Regions from separate parts of the Homo sapiens genome. Here region 2 is linked to region 1. A link is a loop called in an ENCODE intact Hi-C map of the cell type or tissue named here. Cell type or tissue: PC-3. All regions are shown on one strand. Links, peaks and the distances in the headings refer to the core of each region. The heading gives the core; the rest is flanking DNA.

Region 1 (5,384 bases), core at 169-5,168:
TAAACATTATATTGCAAATCATAAACACACTTTGATTGTTTTCCCAAGGGCTGGTTACAGAACATCAAAACCTACTTTATGACATTCTGAAAGGTGGGTCTGGTAGCTACAAATGTGGTAGCAAGATGTGAGGCAGCAAAGGCCATTGACACCACTGATTGAATTTGCACGATACATAAGGGTTTAGCGTTGTGTGTCCAAATATGTTAATTTACAAACCAACTGGACCACATTGTACCTGGGTCTTTAGCACTCCATGGTGACATGTGGATCAAAGATTTGGCTCTTAACAAGCTATGTAGGAATAATTTGTTTTATGTCATTGCACACTGTTGTGTCATAGGCACAGTGCCTGCCTGCAGGGGAATGTGGGGTTGTATCATTTCTGAAACTAATAATTGGAGAATATTTCTTTTTCTTTGCCATGAAACTGAGGGGGAGTTGTCATATAAATTGGTTTCAGATGTTGGAGTTGTACTGCTTGAGAATTTTAGGCTTCAGTCATATGCCATGCTGTGAAGTGCTTTGCCAAAATAATGACTTGTTAAAATAAATAAAGTAAGTGTCTCATAGTTTGGGAAGTGGACTGTAAAATCTCAGTTCTTAGTTCTAGCTAAGTGTTGTGGCTGCTTTCTCAGATATACCAGGTGCACATAAAATGTATTCCCCCACATCCCCTCTAACCACCCCCCAACTCCTTGTAAAGTCAGCTGAGGCTTGTTCAGGAAAGAAGAGGGTGTTGGAGCAGAGGGCTCCTGAACCCTTACAGAAATGCGGTGATATTGTTGCTCTTCTCTTTGCTGCTCTTCCCCACAGGGTGACTAGGTCTCTGTAAAGTGGCACTCTTTTCTTGCTTTTCTTGCTTTTCTGGGTGTGTGATTTTGGGGAGGACATAAATAATAGCTATGTGCTATTTCATTCAGGCCATTCAGAAACTCTGATTTTTACCAGTGTAAATAAAGTTTGTGATATATGGAAAATATTAATGTGACATTTTGTGCTCTCAAGGAAATGTCTCAAAGGATTTTTTCCCAGGGGAGTTCAGGAATGCTTGCACTGTATCTTTACTTTGAAGTTAGAGATCCATTGATAAAAACCAGGGCTTAGTTAAAAGGCAGGAGAGTTAATGAACACTTGACTGTTGTTTTTTTTTTAACATGATGACCAGAGAGAGTGAAGTATTTAAATAGGCATACTTTTTTGTAGCTATACTTGCAAAGACTTAGAACCTATTGTTGGAGTAAACTTGGAATCTTCTCAGAACCTCTCAACTCTAAAGTTCAGAAATGTGTAAGTCTAGGAACTGCTAAGTCTGTCTCAGGGATCACTCACAAGGAGAGCAGGGAACTTTGTTCTTTTATTCATGTATTCCAACACCCAGAATAGTGCTTAGCTCATTATATAATAGAATTCAATAAATATTTGTTAGATGAGTAAAGGAATGAGAAGGAAAGCAAATGCCTTTTTAGATTCCATTCAGCATTGTAGATATGAGCTTAGTGAAAACAATTCTGCTCCTATCCTGCCCTTGAGAAGCCTTATGTTTAGCAGCATAGTATTAATGCTATCACAGAGTTTGGCTGTCTACACAAGTATTTAGATTTTAAAATGCTGCCGTGTCTTTGGGAGATTTAGTAGACTGTGTGTTACTCTAACATGGCATCCAGCTCTAAACCAAACTGTTAGGGAGCAGCAGTTGAGTATAGCCTCTTTTCTGGCTGGAGGGTCTAACCTCACTGAGTTCACAGCTTTTTTTTTTTTAATCAATAATGCAGGAAGACTTAGTAATACCCCAAATACTTAACCAACAAATTCCTGAGGGGGATAGAGGACCAAGTGCTCCCTTCCAAGGGAGGTGGAATGGAATGGTCAGGAGCTTAGTGGTCTGAAGTTTGAGACTCAGTGATGCACAGATAGAAACCATACCATGCAGCCTAGGCAAGGCAACAGAAATACACAGAATTGTGGTGTAATGGTCAGAATGGGGTAGGTGTTCTTGAGCAAGAGCTTTGGGCCAGCCTGGGCATTTAGGTAATTTAGATGCGAGGAGTCTGGAGCAGAGTATTAGTCATGCAGTGTGGCCTCTGCATTATACCTTTATAGATTGTGTTTTCTTCAACCAGGAAGTACTAGTCATGCATCTTTTGTTTTGCTAAGCTGCAGTTATAGTGAAATGGAGTAAATATCAGATAGACTAAATATCCTGTCTATAGCACTCTTAAGAGTCATCTCTACTTTTGTCTCAAGCTTATTTCACAAATCTGTAAATTATTTTTTTAAAAACCTGATAGCACTTCCAATGGTTCTTATCCATGAAATGCAAATTGAGTCTGATACAATTGACTGTTGCCCTCTTGGCCAGTTTTGCATCTGTTTGTAAACTCTTTCAAACATCATGATGCTAATCATAAGTCTACTCCTTGGGTTCTCCTTTGAACCAGTTGTAACATCTTCCTAGTTCTCTCATTTATTAGCAAGTTTAGTAAAAAATATTTGACATGGATTCATGCCATGCTTTTAAAAAATTATTCTTTACCAATACAGAATTTTAAACTTAGAGAATTGATAAAGAGGGAGCTAACTGATTCTACGTGATCTGAAATCTTCAAGTATATTTTATTTTTGAATACGTGATATGGTAGCAAGAGGCTTTCTCTGGGCAAACGTGGCATTTTGTATTGGCTCAACTAGTCTTTCTACCTGCATAAACCAAAGAAAAGGAAGGAGCAGAGCCCTGGGGGGTCAGAGGAGGTATCAGGCTTCATATGCATACATGGAAAAAATTCCTATGATATGTGAACGGATGGTTATACAGGAGAATAGTGGAGATAGCAAAAGTCATCTGGAGGTGTAAAAAACAATGCTCTAAAGGGACTTAAATGTCCCCCCAAATTTCTTGACAGCTGGCGAGTCGAGGTCCTATTCATGTAGTTTCAATTTTGTTAACCTAGATTTATGTTTTAGATGTGAAGCATCCTCAGTCTTATAATGAGAAAACCCATTTTGCTATTTAGTTTACGGCCAACTTTGTTAAAATATGTATACTTAATAAAGCAAGGACTAAACAAGTTTCCCTCCACTTAATATGACGTGTCTTTTATTCTAAGTCATAAATGTTATCTGTGAGGACTATCAGGAGAGTGAGAGCTTGTTCTTTTTCTTCTTGGAGAGACATTTTGGATAGAAATCTTCCCTCTCAGTAGAGTTTGTATAGAACTGTGAATGACTAATACAAATATGTGAAAATAGTCCTTTTATAGGAGCTTAGTTATGTTTGTTAAAGTTATCCCTGCAATTAATGGACATGAGGGTATGATGAACTTATAGAAAATTTGAGATTTGTTTATGAATTGAGGAAGATAAACTTGTGTTATATGGCCAGTAGAGAATTTCTGGCTTGTAAAAGGGAAGATTTGGGGAGGATATAATCACTTTATTCAAATTGTTTAAATATTTGCTGGGTCATTGTTCATAGGAGAGATTAAACTTATTCCATGCAGTTCCCAGGGACCAAACAAAAGCCAACAAGTGCTTGAAGTTACAAGGAGACATCTGTCAATTCAGTGTCCGGTGAATTTTTTAACAGTTCATGAGAGTGCTAGTTCCAGAAGATTGTGGACCTCTGGAAGCCTTCTCAAGAGCAGATGATGGATCACCTGCTGGTAACCTTATAAGGGACCCCTGTGAGAGGAAACTCAGCCCAGGTTGTCTCTAGGGTCAAAGACCAGTTATATAATCCTGTGATGGCTTTGGTTAAAAACATGCACATGTTTTATTAAAACATTAGGAAAAATGGAGAAGGTTTACTCTTTCTTCCATAATTTCTCCTGCTGCATGTGAGAGCCACTGTTATTGCAAGTCATCATTCAGTCTTTCCAGAAAAATGACTGACATTCTGAGGCTTAGGAGGAGGTGGTGGATTTCCTGGCAGATGAAGAAGCCACTGTTCTGTAATCATTCTTTGTGTGGGCCCAACCGGATTTTGGTAACAGATGTACTTGATATATAATTGTGGCAGTGGCCAAAAAATGTAACCAGGATTGGCAGTCCCAGGGACCACATGGCTATCTTGGAATGTGACAACACAGGAATTATTTTCTGAAACCAATTGCCCTTCTTTTGGCAAGCTTCAGATATAGAATATAGTTTTGCTCACCACCAGGGGTTAAAGTTAGGTATTGGAGGGAATGAGGAAAGCAACAATCTCCAAACTCCAAGTTTTAAATCTCCTACTACTTTTTTGCCCCCAAAAAGGAAGAGCCAGATGGAAAGAGTTGGGGGCAAATATCAGGATTTAAAGGACCTAATGATGCTTTGCTATTTTCAAAAAGTAGGATTAAATATAGATTCAGGGAGCAGTGAGCTTGGCAAGAAGGTACACTTCACAGGCATGGTAGGTCACTGCTTCTCTAGAAAAAGTTCAGGTTACTGGGCAAATTCCAAACACTTTATGAGCTTATCTTAATTTATAGCGGCAGCTTGATACATGAAAAATAGTTGGTGACCAAGTTAGGATTTTGATGTAATCCAGCCCTCTTGAGAGCCAAGCTTAATCTAGCACACAGGGGTTGACAAACTATGGCCCGTGGGCTAATTTGGCCAGTCACTTGTTTTAGTAAATAAAGTGTTGCTGAAATGTGGCATTGCCTATTCATTCAAGTGTTCTCTGTGGCTGATTTCTTACTACACAACAGCAGAGTTGAATAGCTACAACAGACTGTGTGGTCTACAAAGCCTAAAATATTTCCTGTCTGGCTCCTTACAGGAAAAGTTTGCGACCCTTGGTTGTTCCAGATTGTTCCACACTTTATCGTAGCCATCTTCGAGAAGATGCTGTTTACACCGTTATGAGCCAGAGGGGGAAGTTAGCAGAAATTACTAGCAAGGCCGCCCACAAATATTTTTACATCTTCCATCTTCTGTGCTTCTCTTTCTCTGTTGCTTGGACCTGGTCTTATGTTGGCACCTATTCTCTAACATAAGAGTTCTTTTGGATGCCACACATCATGGAGTTATAACCTAACACAATAAACTATTTTGGCCTATCTGCCCTTTTCTGCCTAGGTTTCTGTATAAATTTTAGGTGTAGAGTGAATTTATTTAATGTTTGTTGTATTCATTAGTGTATGGGATTGGACTGGTGTTACCTAGAATAGTAGTGACAAATTTTTTCCTTTTTTTTTTTTTTTTGAGACAGGGTCTTGCTCTGTGGCCCAGGCTGGAGTGCAGTGGTGCGATCTCGGCTTACTGCAACCTCCGCCTCCCGGTTCAAGCGATTCTCACGCCTTAGCCTCCTGAGTAGCTAGGATTACAGGCATGCGCCGCCATGCCCAGCTAACTTTTTTAAAATTATTATTATTTTATTTTTATTTTTAGTAGAGATG
Region 2 (5,384 bases), core at 147-5,146, 63 kb before region 1:
TTCTGCATGAGGAACTTCTATTGTGTACTGCCATTTTGCTCCTTAATTCTGCTCTACTGCACCCAATTCAAACATCGGAAGCAGAAGGAAGAGCTTCCCTGTGTCTTCTAATTATATTATTTAACTTATCAAAGATCAAATTGGTTTACTCAGCACTGGATAGAAACAATTGGGCTATGACACTCTTTTTAAGAGGGATAAATCATGTGACCTTCGTTCTAGACTTGGGAGTTACGTGTAGACTTTTATACTAATCCTAGATCCGGGGCTTATTTCTTCTGGCTTTCTTAAATCACAAACTGTCTCTCTCTCTCTCTCTTTTTTTTCCCCCTCTTCCTCAAAATTTGTTGTTACCTATACAAGGATATGATGCTGTAAGGATTAAATTGCTCAAATCAAGGCAGGAACAATGTGCTTCTAAAATGGATTATCTTTTATTTCATTAGGTGTTAAAACTGGAAGAGACCTTGAAGATTCTCATCCTGCCTCTTTAAGGATAAACAGGTTCAAACAGGCTATGTATCTTAACTAAAGTCACAGAGCTACTAAGAGGAACAGAGTTGGGACTAGAGCCTAGGTTTTCCTTTAGACTAGTAATATTTTTTTCCAGCTATCCCACATTTTCTCAGGAAAAAATTTAACAAATTATCCCAAAAGCTTTATTTTCTTTATGATAGATCTCAAATATAATCTCTCTAAAGGCAAGAACCAAATTGGTCTTTTCCATTATTATATGCCTAGTAGCAGTGTTAGAAGCAGCAGCAGGGGTAGAATAATAATAATAGTAACAACAACAACAACAGACATGGGCACATGTCACAACCAGAGATGGGCACATAGCATTGGCTTTGCCAATCAAGTCACTCCATCCCCTGGACAGTGACTGATCTCTTATAGAAGAGCTTACTATGGCCAGACATTATTATTTGTACTTTACAGATATTTATTTAATCTGAACAAAAACGCTGTGTGCTGGGTACTATTATTATTATTCTTTGAGACAGAGTCTCGCTCTATCCCCCAGGCTGGAGTGCAGTGGCGTGATCTCGGCTCACTGCAAGCTCTGCCTCCCGGGTTCACGCCATTCTCCTGCCTAAGCCTCCTGAGTAGCTGGGACTACAGGCACCCGCCACCACGCCTGGCTAATTTTTTGTATTTTTAGTAGAAACAGGGTTTCACCGTGTTAGCCAGGATGGTCTCGATCTCTTGACCTCGTGATCTGCCTCGGCCTCCCAAAGTGCTGGGATTACAGGTGTGAGCCACCGTGCCCAGCCGCTGGGTACTATTATTATTTTCATTTTACAGATGAGAAAATTGGGCTGCCAGAATATAGAGCCTAGAAATATATGTAGAAGGTACTCAGTAAATATTTGATGAAAGAACGAATCCTTGAAGTTCAAAGCACTTTCATATTCATTATATAATGTGATGACAATAAGGGATGGTATTTTTCTGAGGACACCGCAGCTCAGAGATTTTAAGGAGACTCACCAAAGTTAGGGGGATAGTTAGTGGTAGGGCTGGGAACTACTTTGATCCTGGGCTGTGACCTTGTTAGTGTCATCGGTGGATTCCTATAAAAGCACATCCAAAAGGTAAGTGGCTAGGGAAATTCAGAGTCCAGGCAGTATCTGGTTTTGTATTTACCGACAGATCAGCCATTCCAGCTTTCTTCACTGCTTTGTGTAGGTCCAGATTTCTGTTTGGTCTCAATTTCTTTCTGCCTGAAGAACTTTCTTTAAAGAGTGTTGGACTTTGTTCTGGTGCACAGATCCTTTTTAGACTGCCTTTAAGCTTTTTCTAGAGCAGCCTGAGTCTAGGACCCTTTTGAATACTCTTCCTGATGTTTATGTATTACAAGGTTCTTCTACTCAGGCTGGTGGAAATGCCAGTCATTTCCAGCCCTGAGTGAGCCCCACATCCATGTGCAGATCAGTACTCAGCCTATAATTTGAGGTGACTCCTTTACAGATATCAAGAGCTATGGCTGCCTCTGATTCTCTGAACTTTTATCTCTGATCCCTCAATTCAACAAGACCCTTGAACTTGGTTTGGATTTCCTCTTTCTGCACAACAGCCTGGAGTAAGGGCAATCCTAGGGTTTGCCTTACTGGATGTTTCCTTTCTCTCAGCAATCACTGGTCTGTAGTACCTTTGTCCAGTGACTGAATACAGCTGTTTCATATATTTTGCCTGTTTATTAATTATTTGTAGTGGGAGAACAATTCCTATAGTAGTTAGTCCTTCATGGAATGGAAGTGGAAATCTGGCATCTTGTTTGAAGTTCCAAACATTAGCATCCCAGGGATACCTGTATGTCCCTGTTTCTCAAGAGCACAGATATCACCCTCTGCTTCCTTTTACTTCTTTCTATTTGATGCTCCCTATTTAAGGGAACATGGAAGTTACTGGTAGACTAAATTGCTATTTGATATGGTTTGGCTGTGTCCCCACTCAAATGTCATCTTGAATTGTAGCTCCCATAGTTCCCATGTGTTGGGGGAGGGTCCCAGTGGGAGATAATTGAATCATGGGGGTGATTTCCGCTTTCACTTGGCTCTCTAATTCTCTCTTGCCCGCCACCATGTAAGACATGCCTTTCATCTTCTGCCATGATTGTGAGGCCTCCCCAGCTATGTGGCACTGTGAGTCCACTAAACCTATTTTTTTTTTTTTAATAAATTGCCCAGTCTTGGTTATGTCTTTATCAGCAGCCAGAAAACAGACTAGTACACTATTTGAAGCAAGCAGAATATTCACTCTTGCTTGTTGAAGATGAGATGGAAAAACAGACCACCCCCTCTACAACATACACTCACTCCCATGCTGTTTCTTTTCTCACATAGCTCCTGGAATGCTGAGATGGCTTGAGAAGCCGGGGGTGTATGTGGATGTGAACTGATTATAAGCTCTGTGAGGGCAAAGCACACATCTCTTTTGTTCATCCTTATATACCAAGAATGAACAGGGGAGTGGACACCACTGCCTTCTTGAATGAATGAATGGAAATATACAAATTAGTACACACATGCAGAATTGTGAATCTGGGAGTGTGTGTTGGGGGCAGGGAGAGATTCTTAACTGCCTGTCAATTGTACCTTTTTGAGGAAAAACCAGTTTGACAGCTGTGTGAATGTGTACGTGTGGTGTGTGTGTGTATTTAGGTTGGTGAAGTATCTGGCATCACTGTCCTGGTTGCTTTTCCAGTATGAGCAAGTGCAGTTGTTAACAGCATGTTTTTCCACAAAGGGACTGGCTTTTACGTGACACTACCCAGTGAGGTGGGGCAGTGTTTTTAAGAGGAGTATCCATAAAGGCTAGTAGCCAGGTTAGCAAGAACATTTGTCACAGCTCTGCTTGCTGGTGATGAGTAGGAGGAGAACCAGTGAAGACTGGCTGTCCTGGTTGATAATTTTTGTGGAATGGAAAGTGGCACCTGTAAGATAACTGATGATCTCAGGGAAGGGAAAAGGACGGGGGGGCCAGGGGAAAGGTGATGTATGTAGAAATCATGAAATGAATGTATAGGAGTTAAGCATTTTTTCTACTGTGTCTTCACGTGGATCAAATGCATCCTTCAAATGCAAAGACTAATTTTCCTCCCTTTGTTATTTTGGGGTCTCTTTTGATGTCATACCACCTCTTATTTTGGCATTAACTTTCATGTCCTTTGCCTTTATCATTTGTGATCAGCTGCTGTGTTTCCATTTGGTGCCCTTTTGTAATTTATACTTTCAATACTGTATTGCTTGCTTGTTTAAGTTTGGGTCAGAAGCCATGAATGTGACAGGATACAATGTATTGCTATTTCAGTAGCTTTAGAATCTTCCTTTAAGTAGCAGGACCTTGAGATTACCAAGTGAATTTATTCCTGTGGAGTCAAACTTTCTAATAAATATCCAACAAAATATTACCTAATTAGACACTTTTAGTCTTTTATATAATATTCCTAGGGCCACCACCCAGCAAGTAGATGTTCTAAAGATAAGGATAGTAATATCTACTTCTGTAGCAAAAAAAATACAATGGATTTAAGAAAATTCTAAATTATACCATTTAGGTGAAAGTGAGCACCTGGCATTCTGTCACTAAGCAATGAATTGGGGTGACATTAATGTACAGAATTGTCTCTAGTGAATGGTTTGGTAGCTTTTCCCCCATCGCCCCATTGTAAATTGATGACAAATTTAAAAGAAGAAAGTCATTGCTCATATTAGTGTTGTACAGTTGAACAGATTGTTTTCATTTTGAGGACTAACAATTGTAGAGTTGAGTGTAGTAAAGTGGAAAATTGCAGAAATGAAAGCATTCTATAAACCATTCTTTAATTACTTTCAGAGCATAGCTATTCATTGACAGTGGCCTGTGTTTCTAGAAAGACAAAATGAGACGCTGAAGAACTCATTGCTTATCTCTGATTAATTGAGATAATTAATGGACTTAAAGTGCATTGAAAGTGCCTAGCATGTTGAAGAGGGTTGATAAATTAAAGTTATTTAAATTATTTTTCAAATTTACCATTTAGCCATTTTTCTGTGTACAGTTCAAAGCATATTCACATTGTTGTGAAACATACCTTGAGAATTTTTCATCTTGCAAAACTGAAACTCCATACCCACTAAACAAAAATTCCCCATTTCCTGCTCCCCTGTCCCCTGGTAACCACCACTCTACTTTGTTTCTGTGTATTTGAGTACTTTAGATACCTCATATAAATGGAATCATACGGTATTTGTCTTTTTGTGTCTGGCTTATTTCACTCAGCATAATGTCTTCAACATTTACCCATGTAGCATGTGACAAGTTTTCCTTCCTTTTTAAGGCTGAATAATATCCCATTGTATGTATATACCACATTTTATTTATTTATCTATTGATGACATTTGGGTTCCTTCCACCTCTCTGCTATTGTGAATAATGCTGTGATAAACATGGGCATGCAAATATCTGTTCAAAACCCTGCTTTTAATTCTTTTGGATATATTCCCAGAAGTATGGTTGCTGGAGCATGCAGAATTATATTATTAATTTTTTGAGAAACCACCATACTGTTTTCCATAATGGTTGTTCCACTTCATAATCCCAGCAACTGTACAGGGTTCCAGTTTCTCCACATCCTTGCCAACGCTTGTTATTTTCTGGTTTTTTGTTTTGATAGTAGTCATCTTAATGGATGTGAGAAGATATATTATTGTGGTTTTGACTTGCGTTGCTCTAATGATTAGTAATGCTGAGTGTCTTTTTATACGCATGTTGGTCATTTGTATGTCATCTTTGGAGAAATGTCTAGTCAAGTCCTTTGCTCATTTTTTAATGGAGTTATTTGGTTTTTTGTTGTTGGATTGTAGGGGTTCTGGATATTAATTCCTTAGCAGAAATAATTT

The links. Hi-C counts contacts between places; a loop is a spot of excess contacts. Peaks named below come from ENCODE experiments on the same cell type or tissue, not always from the same donor. Only the 100,000 strongest peaks of a DNase experiment are listed, where the experiment ranks them.
Region 2: it touches region 1 in a loop (3.0-fold over the local background); 2 of 110 quality-filtered maps call a loop at or near these places.

The regions. Positions count from the first base shown.
Region 1 is chr14:59,304,939-59,310,322 of GRCh38, forward strand. The region is part of intron 3 of DAAM1 (dishevelled associated activator of morphogenesis 1); the gene reads left to right. Among named protein-coding and RNA genes, the nearest start is that of DAAM1, 120 kb to the left of the region's middle. In PC-3, for the core only: no CTCF peak of the experiment used is centred there; DNase peaks (open chromatin) are centred at 1,393 and 2,063; H3K4me3 peaks cover 533 bases; H3K27ac peaks cover 1,788 bases.
Region 2 is chr14:59,241,580-59,246,963 of GRCh38, forward strand. The region is part of intron 1 of DAAM1 (dishevelled associated activator of morphogenesis 1); the gene reads left to right. Among named protein-coding and RNA genes, the nearest start is that of DAAM1, 56 kb to the left of the region's middle. In PC-3, for the core only: no CTCF peak of the experiment used is centred there; a DNase peak (open chromatin) is centred at 3,192; H3K4me3 peaks cover 353 bases; H3K27ac peaks cover 2,090 bases.